Linked DNA regions of Mus musculus: all the other regions are linked to region 3. A link is a loop called in an ENCODE intact Hi-C map of the cell type or tissue named here. Cell type or tissue: left cerebral cortex. All regions are shown on one strand. Links, peaks and the distances in the headings refer to the core of each region. The heading gives the core; the rest is flanking DNA. Region 1 overlaps Gm36606 (a long non-coding RNA gene). Region 2 overlaps Gm36784 (a long non-coding RNA gene). Region 3 overlaps Phf2 (PHD finger protein 2).

Region 1 (6,509 bases), core at 891-5,890, 140 kb after region 3:
CTGCCGTCTGCGCCCTGCACTTTGCTAGAAAGAGGTCATCAGTTTGGCTTCAATACACAAAACCGTCGAGATTATAAAAATACGCGGTCCCCACACTCACAGATCACATCTAAGTTGCCTTTCGTTGGAGAGCCGGTCTCTGTAACTGTTTCATTATGGGTAGTTCGATATCCTTGTGGACTTTCGTTTTGAGTCTTTCCTGACTCTTCCCGGAGCTTGGAAGTCGAAATGCATTTTGCGTGACAGTGCCTTTGCAGATACGATCTTTGAGATTGGTTCCTTTGTGTCCTTGGGGGTTGTTGTTTAACAATGTGTGATTTCCTTTGGAATTTTGAGTTAAGATATATCCATAGCGCTCTCCAAGGAACCGGTTGTTGATGGTCAAGGTTCCTGGCGATTCTTCGCTGGTGTTTCACACCCACCCCTGCCTTTAGCGGCTTCCGGTGCGACCCCAGACTAGAGGTGAGAACCAGGTCACTCCCAAGACAGTGGTCGCTGACTGCGGCTCCGGCTCCGTGGCTCGCGTGGTGATGTGGCTCCACTGGACAGCGAATGCAGAACCTGGGAGCCCGGGCCAACAGAGATTCTGAACTCCGCGCAGAGTGCAGGCTGGGGACTGCAAGATTCCTGTCCCTTTGGGTAAAGAGATGACCGTCGTGGTGACTGACAGTCTTGAGGCAACGCTTCCAAGCCCTTTGTGGGCAGGTGCCCCGCCACCCGCTCTGGCCGCCTGGCTCGCACCCGGGATTCTGCCAAAGTCCTGGTTAAATTTAAAAACCGCAGACTGGCCTTGCAGAAAAGTTTTTGCTGCAGAAAAGAAGAGGCACCAGAGTGGTGGCAGCTGGAAGATAGTAAGAAATGTCGGGATGGAAGACGACCCTCTTTTTACTCTCTTCCTTTTGTTTTTTTTTTTTTTCAATTTCCCATTCACCCATTTCTCCCTCTTCTTATCTCCCCAACTCTAGCACAGGATCCCTTGCGCCTTTCTGTCGTCCCCCCCCCCCCCGCCCGCCCGGGATCGCTAAATCATAGTTCCCCCATTATTTCTAACAGCTAAGGTAGAGGCAGTCACAAAGGCCTGTGGCACCCGTTGCAGACACCCTGATCTTTAATGCTTCTAGTAAGGAATTAAATCTACAGAGCCCTTGGAGGGGTTTCTGGCTTGTTTATGGGGTAGGGTCTCATTCTAGCCTGAGCACCATGAGGAGTCAGCGGTGGTGAGACAGACCGGAATCTATCTAGACGCTATCCCACGAGCTCTTTAGCTGCACTGCATTCGTGGGAGGAGTCCCTGGTCCTCCCTGACAGCGCTCCAAATACAAGGCTTGTCAGGAAACTCAAACGGGTGAGAGCAGCAGAGCTGGGCAGCTTTGCGAGGCTCTTTCCTTCCACTCCCTCAGGAGGACATTGTCAGCTCTGGTGATGCTTTTGCCTCAGAAGGGATTTGGGTCCTCCCAGGGGCATGGAGAAGATACAGCCACCATATTCTTCAGATGTAAGTCCCCAAGACCAGCCTCCTACCATGAATCCAGGCTACCTTGCTCCTGTCTGTTTTCTGAACTGGCATGTAGTGAGGGTATCGGCTACTGCCACCTCTGCATGTTCTGTGCTTTTCCGCCCTCTCTCCTCACATGGTATTTTTCTGTGTTCGAGTTTTGTGTAGCTCTGGGTGGCCTCAAATTCACTATGGCGCCAGGAATGGTCTTAAAGGCCAGGCTTAACTGATCACATGTCACAAATACCCACAGGTGACCTCACTGAGCACCCAGGACCTCCCTCCCCCCAAATGTTCTCCCCAAATGATGAACAAACAACACAAGCAAGCAAACAAACAAAAACCCAAAGAGACAGGTGTTTGTTTGTTTGTTTGTTTATAAATAGTCTCATTGTAGCCCAGGTTGGCCTCAAATTTGAATTTGCTGTTACTGAGATGGGTTCTAGGCTCCTGATCCTCAGGCCTCTGACTCCAACTAGGACTGGGGTATGAGGGCATGAGGGATGGGGTGGGGTGTGTCTCTCTTGAAGATGTTTCTGCCCACTCTTAACAGCCTCCACCAGGGACCAAACGCCTTTTACTTTTACTGTAAGAATATAGACAAGTACAAACCTCATGCTTTTTCGGTCATGTGTTGACTGTTTCAGGTCACGTGGCTCTGCTCCAGTCCAACTTCATCTGTGTGCCCTGAAATTTAACTTTGACACAATCTTCACATCATGAAACAGTATTCCCATCTTGATTTTTTTCCCACCACTGAAAAGTGTGAGCTCAATTTCCAGCATGACTACCTTATGAAATCAGGCGGGGAATGGCCGTTCACCAATTTTTTGGGCTATAATCCATCTTCAGACTGCAACTCTCTGTCTCTGTCTCTCTGTCTCTGTCTCTCTCTGTCTGTCTCTGTCTCTCTCTGTCTGTCTCTGTCTCTGTCTCTGTCTCTCTCTCTCTGGGTTACTGTAGCTTTAAAATGTGTTTAGTTGTCCCCTCACCACTGAGAGAAGCACCTGTTTGTTTGGTGGCACCCTGAGTGTCACAAGAGCCATCTCCTCAGCCTGTCTCTGTTTTTTTTCCCCCCAGCAATTTAAAATGTTCCTACATTTTCATCAGTTTAAAATGGGAATACCAATACCATACCCAAACCCTTAACTGAATAAAATGCAGCTCTCTCTCTCTCTCTCTCTCTCTCTCTCTCTCTCTGTCTCATTCTCTTTCCTTTTTTAAGTTTCCTGAGATGGGGGTGGGGGTGGGTCTCCCTATGTAGACCAGGCTGGCTTTGAACTTGAGGAACTCACCCGCCTGTGCCTCCCTCCTGATATCTCTTTTTATTTATTTTTTCCTTTCCATCCCACTCTGTTTGTGTCTTATATAGCACAGGCAATTCTGTACTATGTAGCCAAGGCTAGTCTTAAACTCCTGATCCTCTTCCTCCAGCTCCCAAGTCCTGGGATTACAGGTCAGTCCAGCTACACAGTCATCTCCTCAGTCAGTCTCACACAAGTCTTTGGAGCCGAGTCATTTACCCTGCACACTCCTTGTGATGGGGTGCCCGGGTACCCATCCCCTTCAGTGGCAGACCTTACAGTCCTCTGAGAGCCCAGTGACTTGGAGCATCAGTGTCAGGGAAGGCCACCCCAGGGGAGAGAGTTCCCACCCTGGCTACATCCTTTCCCATCTCCCTCAGTTCCATCTAAATCCTCTCCAGCTGCTGATACATGGATGGACAGGAGGCTGTGGCCCGGACTTGCTGGGGTTTCCCAAGCCCTGAGCCTTTGCAGCTGCCAAGTGACAAATTCTGCAAGGACTAGGCAAAGGGGAAGAATATGGCAGAAGAGTGGCTTTTATAGTTGTGAGGCCAGTTGAGACTTTTTCCAGGAAATTTCGCTCAAAAGCGGGCTCGTTGCTCCACCCCCTCATCTTCCAGGATTCTTCTGCCCTCTGCTGGTCACATTATGTCTAAACTAGACTCACTGGGGACATCTCTGGAAAGGGAAAATCAGACCGCTTGAGGCCAGCATGTGGAAACAAACAGAGCAGGGGTTGCCGGGAGCCAGGAGTGGGAAAACGGTGTGTGTGTGTGTGTGTGTGTGTGTGGTGTGTGCGTGTGTTTGTGGATGGTGTACACATCTGATACACGTTGAGGCTAGGGGCAATATTGTGTGTCTTTGTCTACTTAACTGAATCTTATTTTGTGACAGGGTCTCTTATTGAACCTGGGGGCTCCCCTGTTTGCAAGACCACTTGTACAGTGATCCCCACATGTCCCATCTCTTTCCCCCCAGCACTGGGGCTATAGGTGTGCACCTCCATTCCTAACTTTTTAATATGGATTCTGGGGATCTGAACTGATCCTGTAAAGTTAGTTACAGATAGTTGTGAAACAACATGTGGAGTGGGGTGTCAGGGACCAACCCTGGGTCTTCTGGAAGGGCAGCAAGGGCCCTTAACCTCCTCAGCCATTGCTGCAGCAACCTAAGTCAAACTTTTTTTTTTTAAAGAAAGAAAATCTAGTATCTTCTTTCCCTGGTCATGTACTGCCTCACTGGCGCTTCCGATGGAAAGAAAATGACATTTTATCTGCTCTCAGGGAACACAGTCCAGCTGCTGAGGTGGACCTAGGAGCTTGCAAGGATGACCCAAGGCTATGGGCATGGCAAGGCAGGAGACAGCTTTCTACAGAGGTGGCATGGTGTAACATGAAGTCCAAGTTACTTCCAGAAGCACCTGAGGTAGCATGGCTTTTTCAACAAGGTATCTATCCTCCAAGGCCCTGAATCCTTCCCTGTTCCCGTGATGTCTCATCTAGTCTTATATCTTCTACTCCAGGAAGCTGCCCTCACCCCCCAATATTTAACCCAGGCTGACCTCCCACTTGTGATCCTTCCACCTCAGCATCTCAAGTACTGGAATTATAGGTGTGCGCCACCACATCTAGCTGAGATGGACATTTTTACCTTTAATTTGCCAGCAAGGAGACTACCAGAAGGCATAGAGGAGTGGTGGCCCATTTGCTTGAGTTAGCAGGGCTGGCTTTGGAACCAGCAGTCCCTTGAGGATACTTCAGTGCTACCTTCTGACTCCACACCCACTCTTCCTTCACCCCACCCCCCCACCCCCCAGCTACTGAGGCTCAGCCTCGAAGCCCCAGCTGACCAGAGGTCTCTACTGCTCTACTCCACACTCCATGCTTCACTTCTGGATCTGAACCCAGCACCATGGGCCTTACCTCATGCTGAGTGGAGATGGGCTGCATCAGCCCTTCCATTTCCTGAGTTCCAGGACCTGACCATTGGACAGGGAGGGCTTGCAAGGGCCCAGGAAGCAGCTTGTATACAGCAGGCTAGTTATCCTAAGATGCCATGGCTCAAGATACCCAGAGTACTGGCCTCTCTAGTGGGCAAGTCACCACCCACCCCACCCCTTTTTTCTTTTTGAATCTACCCTGTCCCACCACATCTCTGTCTAGGGAATGAAGACTGCCACACTAGACTATGTGGCTTGTGCCTGACAGTCCTGATTATTCCCTTCTGTTTGCACAGGAATAAGTGGGGTTAGAAACGATATTACTTTAAGCTCTTTAACCTGTGTGTCCCTTTCCTAGAGGATAAGCAACGTGAGGGCCAGAAGAAGGAAACACATTCTATCTTTGCACTTCGGATTCAAAACTCACTCTACCTTGGAAAATCATTGGCTCCCTCGCTCTGCTATTTTTTGCTGCTGGTCCATGGAAGCTGGGAGATCCGTGTGGCAGGCTAACTCTAAGGTCGCCCCCTGGTGTCCGTTTCTTGCATAATCCACCAAGGTAAAGCACTGCCGCCGCGGTCCACACCGTGCTACCTTTATGGCAAATGTAATTTGTAATTAGCTAAGGAGCTAATTGACTTGGATTGATCTAATTGGGCGATGGCTTTAAGAAGCCTTTAGGGCCTTCCTGAGGTCCGAGATGTTCTTGGGGACTTGGAGTGGGGCTGGGGGAAGGCTAATGGCCAGAACCCTGCAGTAAGGAAGAGAGTCTGCCTCCTATCCAGGTGAGCTCAGAAGAAGACACTTCATTGGCTGAGCAGAGACCACAGCAGGGCAGACACTTGGCCCACAGCCTCTGAGATCCTGGGCAGGAAGCCTGTCTGCCAGGATGCCCAGCTGGGTCTCTGTCATCAACAACCAGGAACAAACTTTAGAGTCACCACATCAGTGAGCCTGCTTACCAAGGGGCCAAGACCTCTCTCTGTCTCTGAAACGTTTGCCACTGCTCAGGGAATCCCTTTTGCCAGGCTGATAGGTGTGGGCAGGAACTGTGTGGCATTGACAGGGTACCATCTTACTATGATTAAAAGTGACAACAAGCTAGATGTGGTGATCCAATATTCTGGAGAATGAGGCAGGAGGATTGCAAGGAATTCAAAGTCAGCCTGGGGGGAAAAACAGGAAAATCAAAGCAAATGAAACAAACAAACATAGAAATTACTACTCAGAGGGGGACATTGTCCAGAGGGGGGAAGTGTTTCTAACCTAGGCAGGTCCTGAGCTGGATCAGCAGTGACACCCAATCAAGTAGCAGAGCTTACCAGCAAGGGAGTTATAGACCAAGGTGGGCCAGCAGCAGCTGCCAATCAGATCTGTTGGTTCCTCCTGCTCCCATAGTTTTTAACTTGCTGGGCCGGGCTCTGGGAGGCAGGATGAGCGTGCATAGAATTTGGTCCTGAGACAGCTGCTTGGCCCCTGGCCTGGCATCTGTTGTGTCAGCCTTGCCTCTGACACAGCTCCACCTTCACCCTCTTCTTCCCTAGCAGGCTTCAGTGACACATCTCAGCCTCTCTTACTGGATACTCTCAGAGGCCCCAAGAAGACGTGAAGGGAAGTCTGGAGAATAAAGGCACCACCCAGGTGGAGCTAGCTTCAACTTTACTGTAGCCAATCCCTACTTCTTCTGAAGATGTTAGCTGAGAGCCATTGGAAAATTCCACTGGACCCCTCCTGGAAGAGACAGCCCAGAGAGCATGTAGGCCAGAAGGGA
Region 2 (6,509 bases), core at 513-5,512, 66 kb after region 3:
TCAAACAAAACGGTATCAGATGTGTGATTTGGTTTAAATACATATACCTATACATATTCCTGGCAACAGCTTGAGCTGTGCTCAACCCAGGTGGGGGAGGAGGTGGAAGGGAGGCCATTGCAGTGGCTTAAAACACCCCAGATAAGTGTTCGGTGATTAAGTGCCACCATTAGCTCTAATGGGCAATAATTGACGATGAGAAACAATTTTCTAGAGCACCACGGGCCTGGTGCCCCACACCCTGGCCCCAGCGGGGACAGCAGAGGGCTGATTAACTCCTGGGCTGGAGGAAATGTCGGAGGCACAAAAAGTTTCCAGATTCGACCGTAATTGGAAGAAGTGATTTCACTTTCCACAGCAGGCTGATGAGGGGCCACCCACCTGCTGGTGAGGGTGGGGCTCGTGACTGCTTCCTGCTTAGCAGGGAATGGAGTGACACCCACTGCTGTGCAGGAAGCAATGGGGTGGGAGTGGGGAGTGGAGATGGAGCCATACTGCTCACAGGTCCTTCTCTCTCGGTTTTCTCCTGAAGACTCTGGAGAAGATGCCCCTCACGAGCTAGCATAGAGAGCTCTCCATCCTGTCAGGAGACGGCTGCATCCTCACACTTCACAGCAGTCAAGAGCACATGGCTCCACTGTCTTCCCCTCTGCTTCTAGAAATGGCTCCTGGTTGTTCCCAATGGTGAGGCTGAATGCCCGTTTACCAGAGCCACTCCCCTTTGCCCCAATCCAAAGCATAAATAGTCCCTTCCCATCTGCCTTCGTGGCCATCTGCCTGCCCAGCATCTCTGAAATGCATCTTCTTGTCTCACATTCTGGCCATCCCTTTCTTACATCTGTTCCCTGCATCACAAAGTGTATGACTTCACAGTCTTTCCTACCTGGGTAAGGACAGGTGGGCATGAACACTATCTTATGGCTGTCACTGCCGGTAGGTGGTCGCCTGCAAACTGGGAGTCATAGCGAACCATTCTGCTGTGCCTCCTGGCCCTGTGAGAGATGGCACTGTAAATGTGTGCTGAGGGCTGGAGCGATGACTCAGCAATGAGGACCATCGACTGCTCTTGCAGAGGGCTCGAGTTCAGTTCCAGCACCCATGTTCCAAGCTTACAACTATCTGTAAACTGCAGCTTGAGGGGATCTGATGCCCACTCTGACTTCTGCCAGTACCTGCACACACACACACACACACACACACACATCACATCACACCACATCACACACACCACACATTTTAAAATATAAAATGATTTTAGCCAAAAGGCAAAGCAATACACAATTATTAATTAATTAATTAATTAATTAATTAAATGCAGACGGGCTAGAGACATGCTTGGTTGGTAGACTGCTTGCTGTACAAACAAACATAAGGACCTGAGTTTGAAATTTTAGAACCCAGGTGAAAAGCCAGGCAAGTGGCCTACTCCTGTAGTCTCAGCCTGGAGAGGTGAAGGCTGGAGGATCCCTGGGGCTCGCCCACCAAGTTGGTCTCGATGAATCAGTGAGCTGCAGGTTAAAGGAGAAACCTTGTCTCAAAGAAGAAGGTGGCATCAATACAGAGAGAGGGCACCTGAAGTCAGCCTCTGACCTCCACATGCAAGCACACAACCCCCACCACACACATAGCACACCTAGACATAGATGTATACCGAATCTCTCTGCCTCCCCCCCCCCCCACACACACACAGAATACCTCTCAAGTTTGACTTGATCCAGTTGAGCAAGAATAGCTAGCTCCTCCCTTGACACTAGTGATCTAACAGGGACCCAGGCAAGAGCCAACGTACCCTGGATGGATGGGTGGATGGGTAAATGAGGGGGAAAGGTCTGGAAGCCATGTGGGGCCCCAGGAAGGGGTGACTACGTGGCATCCTCCATTGACTTGGGACTGAAACCCCTACCAGGCACAGAGCTGATCGGCCACTGCCTTGTTTCTTGCAGCATTTTAGGGGTGGTGGTAGTGGTGGTGGTGGCGGTCTTCCCTGTGAGAAAGGCCCAGGATGGGTAGAAGCCTTTGTGTCAGCTCGAGCTGTCCGGCTGTGCTGCAGAGGTCAGAACCTTAGCTCCCATCCTGTAGTTGTGGATGCTCCCAGATGTCTTCACTGCTGCCCAGCTGTGTGAGGAAAGGCAGGCGGATGAGCTTCCCTGGGCCACGGCGCCCTCAGTCAGGAGACTCACGGTGGGTGTTAATAAACTCGGAGGGCTAGGCATGAAGATGAGCCAGGCTGGCTGTGGAGCCGCTGCCAGGATCCCTGTGTCAGGTGAGGCTCCGGGCACTTTTAAGGCTCCCTGACCTGTAGGCTGCTATCCACGATTTCCCTTCATGCACAACCCAATGGTGTGACTATTGACTCTGTCACTTTCAAAGCACACAGAATGTAAGGGCGGAGAGCTCAAAGAGCGCCACGGGCCCCACAGCACCAAGCCTGTGCTCTCTGAGGCTTCTGTCTCTCAGCTATTTGGTTACACACTGCCACAGCAATGACCAATGGCCGTCATCACAAGCGCTACGACACATTCCTCCTCCTAGGGAACGCGACACGCGGTGCAAAGACCACAGAGGCCATGGAGCCAAGTCAGCTCCATCATCCACCCGCAGCAAATGGAGTGTGTTTTGCGTCGCCGCCAGGCGGCGCTACAGAACCCGGGCCCTGCAGGTGAGGCTGGTGACCTGGCCGCTAGCACCTGCGGGGGAGGGGTGCGGCGCGGCAGGGACCCGGCCCCTTTGGGGCCCGCTGGGGTTTTCAGCAGCTCGTCCGCGAACATTTGCATGTAATTTGGGAGCGGGTCACATGTGGGAGTCATCAGGCGGAGGAAAGGCTCAATCAGGACCTAATCACTGTCTGTTTGGAGGGGTCTGGGCCCAAGTGAAAAATGAAAACGGGCCTATTTTGTTTGAGTGACAGCCATCAGCAGCCACCTTTGACCTCCCCACTCGAGGTCTGCCCGAGCTTAAAAGCCAATCATCGGGGCAGGGACCAGAGGGGGCACACTCCTCCCTCACCCCATCCACCCCTTCGGAGTTTTTAGTATTCATTCATTCATTCCTTCAACACTCTAGCCTGGAGCAGACGTGTGGGGGTGTCTTGAGCTGTCACTTGCCAGCAAGGCCACCTGGCAGGCGATTGTCAATGTTCCCACCTGTAGAATGGACGCAAGAGATGTGCCTGAAACAGCTGGCATTGATGAGCTGGAAGCTCGGAACTCAGAAGGGACCGGGGCGGGGGGCGAAGGGGGAGGTGGCAGGGCTAACGCTAATTGCCCAGGGACAGGGGCAGAGTGAGGTGAGTCTTCCCTCGGGACTTGGACTCCAAGTCGCTACCCAGACTCGTGGGGACACCGCTCTGCCTCCATGGAAATAAATCCCTCTTTCTTGACACCCCCAGAAGTGGGGCCTGGGCCAGGGGATGAGAAAGGAGGTTGAGCTAGGAGGCTGAGATGACAGTAGGACCAGGTGGCCTCGCACTGTGAGACAACAGGGTTCATCCCAGCGCCTAGGCACCTCCTAAAGTTCATCATTAGGGAGGCATGGGACCCTGGGCCTCCAAGACGAACCGCGAGGTGGCCCCGCTGGGCGCGAGCTCCGGGAGCCAGCCACTGCGGGACGCACGTGCCCCCGGGGCTCCTGGAGGGTCCCCTGCTCCCCAGGAGGCGCAGCTGAGCAGCTCAGCCCGCGGACTGGGGCGGGGCGGTGCATTAGCGCCCGGCCCCAGCGTGTTTATCTGGATGTGGAGCGGGGCCTCCAGGAAACCGTCTGGCAGGCCGGCCCTCGGCAAATGGATTGCCAATTAATCAGCATGTATTTATGAGAGCGTTTAAACCATTATTAATGTAGTGTAAATACGGAACCGCTGGCGGCCCCGGCAGGGCGCACAGGGGCCATCTGCTAGGCGGCCGCATTCCAGAGCCGCCCCCGTCCCGGGATGGTCCCCGCTTCCCGGTTCCCACCTCCCAGCCTGCGGTGCTGCCTCTCCTCGAAGCCCCCCCCCCCCCCCCCCCCCGAGAATTCCAAGGAAGATGAGCTTCAAGGAGCAACCTGCATCCGCCTGATCCCGCAGCCACGCAGAGAGGGCGGGTGATAACCTGGCTGGGTGTGTTCCTGTCTTGGGGACGCCGAACAGGTGTCGCCTGGACCCTGTCCTTTGGTCACACGTTAGCTCTATCCTTGGCCACCTGACTTCCTGCTCTATGCTGGGCTCAGTACAGGAACAGAAGGCTTTGGGTTCAGTACTGGGGACTCAGAGCTGTCCCCTCCCATCGTGCCAGGTTCCTTTCTGCTTTTCAAAAGTACAGGCCCACCTCAGCACACGTTGGGCCACCTTCCTCTTGGGTGCTTGCTGACTGGAGGTCACCAGCTCTCACCAGAGTTGGTCACATCCTTTCTTGGGGTCCCTTTGGAGTACTTTATTGTTTGCACCCATTTTACAAATGAGGCACAGTGACCCAGTGGCAGTCACTCTGGGGGTGTGTGGGGGGGGGGCTGGGTGTTGCTGCCCTCTTTAATATCCTTCTGACACTTCTCGAAAGCTCAGGACCATGCTACTTAGTAATTCGGTTTCAGGATCCATCCCCAGTTGGAACCACAAGTAGACGGGGGCTTCAAAGAAAAAGGTGGAAGCCATCTGTCTGCACATAGATAAAAAAGAAAAAGTTTGATTATTAAGTTAGCAACGAAGGGGAGAGATGACTCTTTTTCTAATTGCTCTTCCAGAGGACCAGAGTTCAGTTCCTAGCAGCCATGTCTCTGCCTCAAAAAACCTGAAACTCCAAGGGATAGGTTGCCCTCTTCCAGCCTTCTTGGGCGCTGGCAGGCACATGGCATGTGCCATGGAAAAAAGATAATCTTGTTTTTTAGAGAAAGCAGCAAGGGGTGAAGAGATGGCTGTCCCAAGCCAGGTAGAGAGCAGCTGACAAAAGTTCCCTTCTCGGGTCACTGCTCCTGCCACGACGATGCTAAGAGTTACCCTTTCTGTATTCGTTTCTTTACTTTTCAGCCCATGATGGCAGAAGATGTTTTCACCATCAATGTCTCTGGGAGGGGCCATTCAGTGTTGTTGACTGGCTAGCTGACTGTTAGGGAAATGTAGATTAAATGACTTCTTGGGTGCTGTTTTCCTATTTTCTCCCTTGCCTGCCCCCCTCGCCCCCAATCACTTGCATAGTTCATTTCAATCTTGCCTATGTCATAAGCCTGTCCCCACCTGCCACAGTGGGAACAGCAGACCTGCAAGGCAGGGACCAGTCCATGGTCACACCAGTGCTGGACTGCCGGGGACACTAGGCCTGTTCCCTGGCATTCAGGGAGAGGAGAAAACAAAGCTGTGGCATGTGCCCCTATTTCCTGGCCCGCCCCCGCCCCCCATTAGCCCAGCGAGGCTTGTTTATATTACGGCAGGAATAATTCCAGCCCTAATCAGAGGCCCTACGAGCTTTCAGCATTCTTTACCCAAGGACACTCTCCGATCCTATAATTTCCATCTCCCTAGACGCCCCTGATTGAAAGCAAACATTTTTATATTTGGAAAGGAAAAGGGCTGTGTGCTATTCATAGCCTAGTCGGGCTGTCCAGAGCTGGGCCCTGGGGGGCAGCAGACCAGGGCTCAGCTTTAAGGGTGGATGTTGGAAGACACAAGGTTCCCCCACCCCACCCCTGCCTGTGAGGATCCTACCGGGGCAGAGGGAACCCTTGCTCCTGAGTGACCACAGGGTTCTTAGTGTGCTGGGCAGCTGGGAGGCACTGAGTGTGGGTTATAGTAGGATCTCTGTCCTCCCTCCCCCCCTTCCTTGCCCAGGTGTGGTTGTTGAGGCCTGTAAGATGTCACCTGTGCTAATGGATCCCTGGAAACCTGCTTTGACACTGAGTCCAGAGTTTGCTGGTCAGGGACACTGACTGTCCCCTTGGATTCCCTTTTGTCCCGGAACCTGTTTCAGCCCTTTCTGATTTTCTCACCTGTCACTCCACAACTAGTCTGGATCCCTCATGAGTCCCAGGCTCGTCCTCTCCTCCTCTCCTCCTTTCCTCCTCCTCCCCTTCTCCCCTCCTCCTTCTCTCCTCCCCCTTTCGGTCCCTTTATTGGTGTATGTCAAAAGGAAGAGGACCCACATAAAAGGAAAAGGAAAGGGCTTTGTCCACAGCTGCTTGGACACTTTGGCGACAAGCCTTCGCAGAGAACGTTGTGGCTGAAACACTTGGCAGAATGAAGCTGCATAGCTCATGGCAGCCAGAAAGTCATAGAGAGGCGAAGACCCAGGGTACCAGCTCCCACTTCAAAGGCGTGTGGTGAGCTGCTAGATCCAGTCTTCTGCAGTTTCTTCTGCCGGCCTCCCCCCTTTTCTCCAAGATGAGGTCTTTAGCACAAATGACCTGTAGGGAAGGATGCGATTTAACCCATAAAGCCTGTGGGGTAGCACTCAATACTTCTATTTTATGGATGGAGAGACCAAGGTTTGGGGAGCCCAGAGAAAGGGACCATAGGACCATTCATGTTCCCAAACCCCGGGGTGTCC
Region 3 (6,509 bases), core at 895-5,894:
GCTGTAATTTATTAATGTTTGTAGCTTTTTATATTTGTACATTTCTTATGAGGTTTGTTTCTACACCCGTTACCCGGATGTGTTGTCCACGAGGAGATGCAGCTTGGCGGAGGCCTTATCCACTCCCACTTGACCTGTTTGGAGGGACGCCATCCCCAGGGCCCGGGGCTGGGAGAGGGGCATCGTGCAGGCCCCAGGCTTACTCAGAACTGGTGTTTTTAAAAGTTTTCCTTGACCCTGTCCTTGTGAACATTTCTATAATCTTAACCCGGGCATCAAGCTGTTCTCTCTCTCTCTCTCTCTCTCTTTCTCTTTTTAATTTTATTATTATTTTGGCGACATGTACATTTCTAACAAAGTTTATCGTGGCTATTAAAGTGTTCTATTTCCCAGTTCATATTACTCTTGTATCGAGTCCATGAGGTCTAAGGCAACTTAGACCAAAGTTTTAAAAAAGTAAAAATATTTCAGGTTTTGTACAGAGCCATGTGTCTGTCGTGCTTGCCGCCCCTTCCATCCTCCTGTCACCCGTGGGGCACGTGACAGTGGGGCCAGCTGACTCCAGCAGGCTCTGGCCAGGTGCATCCTTGGGTAGGGGGCATTTCTTAGCCCCCATTGATGTCTGTAGCAAGCCGACAGAAGCCGCCCTGCCTGAGACAACTCACTAGAGTGACAGGCGTCCACTATGGAGATGGTGGGACAATGCCGTAGGCAAGGCTGAAGATGTATCAGCCCTGTCTGGGGAAGAAGCTGATGACACCCTATGGACAACTACAAGAAGTGTCCCTGCCCACTGGCCACAACCTGCTGAGCAGGTCCCTCTGCTCTCCCAGCCCCATAAGCACCCTGGTGTCACTCGCCCTGGAGGTGGGCGTGACCTTCCTGTTTCTAGATAAAGAGCTGGAGATGTGTGTGGCTGAGGTCATGCAGATACAAGGAGCCAGCAACGAGCCCTCTCTGCCAACCCCCTAAGCAAGCCTTGAAGCAAACCCCTAGGGATGGATATGAACTGGTTGGTGTGATTCCATGTGCCTATTGACATGTAACATCACATGGCCTTGGGTTGAGCCCCGTTAAGCCTTATGTTTTCTGGGGCCTGCTGGATACTCAGAAGAGACACTCCAACACATGCTGTGTGGCTGAGTCCCTTGTGAGGGTAGGGGGACCAGCTACACCTCTTCCATGAGGGCGGGTCCCAGTGTTGCCACTAGGTGGCGCCTTGGGCCCATGCTGAGCCGCAGGCTTCAGGCACCTGGGTGTGTATACCCCCTTCATGCCCTCAACCCTAATGAGCCACAAGATGATCTGATGTCCGTCCCCCCCCCACACACACACACACACACGAGATCGCTCTGGCTGTCCCCACCCCAGCCCTGAAGCATAAGCATCAACACCTAGCCCTGGTTACCTCCATGCCATGGCATCCCAGGTCTGACATCTGGGGTCTCTCACTACCAGCTGGTTGGCAGGTTTGGAGCCCAGGTTTCCTACCGCAGAGATGGTCATTCCATCCCTTTTTCAAGGTGGTTGTGAGAGCTGTCAAGGAGCTGAGGATCCTGGGCCTGGGGAGAGCTTCCCAAGGACACTCAATATTTCTCAAGGGCTAGCTCTGATCCGTGGTACCTTCCGGTTAACTTGTGCCACGTGGAGAGGTTTTGCTGTGTGCCAGGCAGCCTGCATGTATGTGGACAAAGAGCTCAGAGCAGCACTGACTGGCCATAGTTGCTTCTTTCTGCACCCGCACTAGCTTTTGTGAGCCTTCAGGAAGAGCCCCACCCGGTGCAGCCCAGTCGGAGTTGATGCTTTCCCAGTCAGCCAGACCTCCCTAAGGCTGCTCAGACAGACTTGTAGGTCAAAACAAAAAGAAGGGCCACTGTTACCTTTGAGCAGGCCCCTGGGAGCCGGCATGGCGGGTTTCAGAGTCGGCCCAAGTCAGCAGAGGGATCGTTGGTGAACCAAAGGGAAGGGGGCTCTTCCACCCTGTTCCTGGCACGTTCCCATCTTCTCTATGCATGACAGGGAACTCAGTAGGATGGTGACTCGGTCTCTTTGTGTGTCCCCCTGGTCCCAAAGCCAGTGAGAACCTACAGTTGGCAGAAAAGGATCTAATTGGGAGTCCATGGGGGGGCAGTGCTCAGAATGGACACCAGGAGGTAGGAACAGGCCAGTGACCAGAGGTTACCTCTCCCGTAGGGCAGGAAGGAGACAAAATTATAATATAGCACGTGCTGGGGAGGAGACGAGAAAAATCACATTGATTCAGTCAGTAACTGCCTTTAAGCATATGTGACAATATCCTCTCTTACACATATGACGTTACTTACACACATGATGCATCACCTTCTAGAAAAGGTCTTACAAGAGTGTAACGCTGATGGGGAAACCGAGGCACAGTCCCAGCTACTAGTGAAACCTAATCCCTGCCATGACTTGGAACCTGATCTTTTGAGAGATACTCTCCTGCAGATGGCAGCCAGGATGGCAGCTCTCACGTTTTTCCTGAGGCCTGGGCCCCTGTAAGGGTCTCAGCCGTCACCACTCCCTCCCCTCTGGGTCCCTTTCTGTCCCCAGACTAACCTGGGTCTGCATCTACCCTAGACTGCTCTGCCCTAAACAAGGGTTCCACCTTGCAGATGGTGACAACTCAGGCAGGGCAGGACTGGGCTGCCTGGTCACTAAAGGCTGGGCTCTCCTCTACATTGAGTCAGGAAACCGGACGCTGTTGCAGTAGAAGAGTTGAGAGGTCCACTGTTGAGTGCTGCTATAGCTCTCTGGGAAGGTGCTGCAGGAGCTTGAAGTCATAGGGCATCAGGACTGAAGTCCACAGCTTTCCTAAGTGGCCCTGTAGCCAGTGTGGTCACATTTACCAGCTGTGTTCCAGGCAGGGCCTCTACATTTCCTTGTGATTTATTTTACTTCAGCTGGGTACATGTTAGCCTGTCTGGGCAAGAAGGCTTTCAGAGCAGCTAACTTGAGTACACAGAGCACTAAGACCCTGAAGGGAGACTCCTGGGCAGAGGGGACAGACTGTGCAAAGGCCTTGGGGCAGGATCAAGTTTGTTGAGAACCTAGGAGGCAGGGATGATGGGAAGAGATTGGGGGCTGCCCTCATCTTCTCTCCTAGCTGTGTAGGCTCAGCTCTGTCATCTGCAGAATGGAGAGACCGGCCCTGACTTACCCTAGAGGTACTTTAGGCTAACTCCTCCGGGCCAGGCCCCTGTAGGAAGTCATCTTTTCTCCTACACACCTGCCAGTGAACCTGGTTTCTTGTATAACCTTAGGCAGGGCCATTATTTTTCTGCTCTGGCCTTCCCTTGCATCACTTTCTTGATGACAGGGCATCTCCACTTGGAGGAGGAAGAAAGCAGTGTTCTCTCCCCTGCATTCAGGCCTGCCCAAGAGATCTGCTTGCTGTTCCAGGCAACCTTGGAGCCCTGTGGCTGGAGCCTCCTGACTAAGGCTTCATTAAACACAAAGGGTCCCCGTGGCCGTTTTATAATCTAGACTTTGTTACCTTTTGCAACTTTGTTACCTTTTTTAAGCCAAGACTAGCGTGGCCACAGGTTCTATGGAGAGGTAGGAGGTGCTGTGCAATGCTGCCCACTGTAGAAGAGGGAAGGCAGCCTCAGGAGAGCCGACCAGGCTGTCTGCAGCCTGACAGATGGTGTTCTTGCTCTTGAGCCGCCTACTGTTCAGTCCAAGTCCAGCTGGCCTCCTCCTCCTCCTCCTCCTCCTCCTCCTCCTCCTCCTCCTCCTCCTCCTCCAAACACCCCCAGGGATGCCACCTCGGCAGAAAAATGATGCAGTTCCATTAACATCTGACACGGATTTGCTGGCCCCAAACAGACGAGTGCGGTGTAAACACCGGGCGCTGGGCCCTCGCCTGGCCTCTGCATGATCCCAGTAATTAATTGTCCGCTGTTGGCCGGGCCACACAAGGCCCCATGATGCAGTCTGAGTAGTTTCCAAATCAGGGCCCTGCCTCTGTGCATGGTGTTTACCAAACAGCAGATGTCCTGGGGTGGCAGGAGGGAGCAGAAAGGGGGGTGCATCCCATTTCTGGTACCAATGTCAAGGTAGGATTCTTTGCCTTCCCCAACCCAGTGGCCATGGGCCTTAGTTTCCCCTCTGTAAAATGGGGCAGTAGTTCCATTCTCCCAACATGGCTGAGCTTGAGCAAGTGCAGTGGGGTCCTAGTGTTAGCCACCCTCACTCCAACCACTTTCTGGGGCTAACCTTGAATAGGAGAGAACACACTGGGTGTCACACTGGAGGCAGGAGGCACTTCCACTCACATTGGTTGCTTTAAAAAGCACACAGGCCTTCTAGATATGGTTCCAGGACTGTGGGTTTTTTTGTTTTTGTTTTTTTTTTTTTTTTTTTTTTTGTTTTTTGTTTTTTTTTTGGGGGGGGGGGCGCAACAGAGGCACATTTCTTTCTGTGCATTTTTCAATAACCATAGACCAATACTGTCTCTTTTATGTGTCACAGGGAACACTTTGAGATAGAGTCCCCTATAACCCAGGGTGTCCTCAAACTCCCTATGTCTCTGAGGATGACCGATCCTCCTGTATCCATCTCACGAATGCTGGGTTTACAGGCATGCACCTCCACACTGGTTTTCTGTGGTACTGGGGTTTGAACCCGGGGTGCTGCACATGATAGGCCAGCCCCCTCCCAACTGAGCCACATGCACATCCGGGAACTCTCATGCAAACAGTCGGAGTCCCCTGGCAGTGGGATGGGCTCCAGGGTGCAGCTGGTCCCGCCTGAGAGAGGTCAGTGTCTCCTTCCTCCTTTGGCAGTTGAGACCAGCACGCTTTTTCCCCCCTAGGGCCCTTCAGGATCTGCAAGCTCTGACCACTCAGGAGGAGCTCCCATGGGCTGTGACCTGGGGGATAACCACATTCTCCTCGGGCGCCACGAGGATTACATTGATGAACTACCTCGGCTCCGTGCCAGCTCCTGGAGGGGCCGGACAGGGTCGCCTGGGTCCTTATCACTGGTCAGAAAGCTATCCGTTTCCCCTTTGAGTTGATGAGGCAGAACTTGCTTTCTTGCTGTAAGGCCCCTGACTCAGCCTGCGACACAATGCAGTTCGTGACTGAGTGCTGGTGTGCGTCACCTACCTCCATGTGTCAGCCCTGTATCATGGAGGACCTGGATTCCCCGTGGGTGGCTTGTTCCTGCCATGGAATGTTATCACTGCCTGGGTTAGGGGTGTCTAGGGTAGAGCCCAGCCGGGGCAGATGGGTCGCTCTTGCTTACAGGGAGCAGCTAGGGCTGGGGGAACATGCAGGTGGCAAAACTGGGTTATTCTCTGGTAGTTTGACTTTGGAATTGTTTATTTTTCCTAAACTCTGTATCATTTCCTTGTTTCATGGCTTTGTGTGATGACAGGACCTATCAAACCCATTGCCCTTTCCTTGGGTTAACAGACTGCAGATCTGTGAGACAGTTCTGCCCAGACCCTGATGGTTCAGACGGGAGGATCCCTCCCTGTGCACCATACCCCCCAGCAAGGGTCTGGCCGGCCTGTGTCTCAGTGTCTTGTCACCTCATGTTCATTCTGAAACACCATCTCTTCCGGTCCCCTTCCAGCTCAATCTGTCAATAGGATCTTGACATTGTGCATGGCCCCCACCCCCCACCACTTTCTCAAGTCCCACAGCCAAGTAGGGAGTAGTATCCATCAGGTGGTCAAACAAGCCTCCCCATGGCCCAATTAGCCCCAGAAGACAGTCTGCAGACCCTGGATCCAATGGCTGGGGCCATAGTGGGAGTCTGGGCTACTAGTTTATGGAGATGTGAGTCATCAGAATAAGGCAGTGTGGGTTTTAGAAGAGGAATTACCTGAGTGGGTCTTACAAAGAGAGATGGCCTGACACAGGAGGAGGTTCCAAGCAAGACACCACGGTATACAGAAGTGAGGAGATGGAGCGGCAGGGTCAGGTATGTCAGCCAACATGAGTAACACCGGGGTCCCGGAGGGCTAGGTTGTGCTTGAGCCAGGCCAGCCAGATTGAGACAGATAGCATCCGGGTGGCCCTGCTGGGGTCTGAGGTTATCACTATTTCCTCCTGTGAGGGCTGGGTGATTCATGGTCTTTGGGCACTGGACAGGTGGTTGGGGGCCTGGCTGGGAGGCAGATCAAGCTATTTGCACCTTTGGTGGGCAGACCAGGGCGTCCCAGAAGCCCAGAAGGCAGAGGCCAGTCTGGAATCACCAGAGCACCTTTGCACACAGGTAGTCTCTCGTCTCCTGTCACTGGAAAAGTCAGGCCAAGGTGTCACTCAAAGCTGCCTGGATATTCTGCCTCACTCTGAACTTGGCTGGACTCGGTGAGACGGAAGCCACCTTTCTGGGCAGCCCAAGGTGGGACGGGTAAACTAGTATCACAGGGAGCTCTGATTCTGTCAGCTTCTGTCCCTAGTTCCTATTCCTTCATTCACACAAGGGCCACCAGAGACACGAGTCTATCCATTGTCCATCCTGTCTAAAAGGAGCCA

Evidence for each region. Hi-C counts contacts between places; a loop is a spot of excess contacts. Peaks named below come from ENCODE experiments on the same cell type or tissue, not always from the same donor. Only the 100,000 strongest peaks of a DNase experiment are listed, where the experiment ranks them.
Region 1: a loop joins it to region 3, with 4 times the contacts of the local background. A loop is called at or near these places in 35 of 42 quality-filtered maps.
Region 2: it touches region 3 in a loop (3-fold over the local background); 11 of 42 quality-filtered maps call a loop at or near these places.

What each region holds. Positions count from the first base shown.
Region 1 is chr13:48,652,747-48,659,255 of GRCm38, reverse strand. It overlaps Gm36606 (a long non-coding RNA gene), which reads left to right. Exons shown (of 4, transcript XR_382336.3): 2 at 4,083-4,224; 3 at 5,097-5,297; 4 at 6,286-6,509. Among named protein-coding and RNA genes, the nearest start is that of Gm36606, 6.8 kb to the left of the region's middle. In left cerebral cortex, for the core only: CTCF peaks have their summits at 3,427 (motif pointing left) and 5,277 (motif pointing left); DNase peaks (open chromatin) are centred at 3,436 and 5,252.
Region 2 is chr13:48,728,879-48,735,387 of GRCm38, reverse strand. Gm36784 (a long non-coding RNA gene) reads right to left here. Exons shown (of 3, transcript XR_382338.2): 2 at 1,904-2,115; 3 at 1,304-1,508. Among named protein-coding and RNA genes, the nearest start is that of Gm36784, 24 kb to the right of the region's middle. In left cerebral cortex, for the core only: CTCF peaks have their summits at 2,627 (motif pointing right) and 3,645; a DNase peak (open chromatin) is centred at 3,107.
Region 3 is chr13:48,795,724-48,802,232 of GRCm38, reverse strand. It overlaps Phf2 (PHD finger protein 2), which reads left to right. Exons shown (of 22, transcript NM_011078.3): 22 at 1-483. Among named protein-coding and RNA genes, the nearest start is that of Phf2, 72 kb to the left of the region's middle. In left cerebral cortex, for the core only: a CTCF peak has its summit at 1,203 (motif pointing right); DNase peaks (open chromatin) are centred at 1,206, 3,600 and 3,871.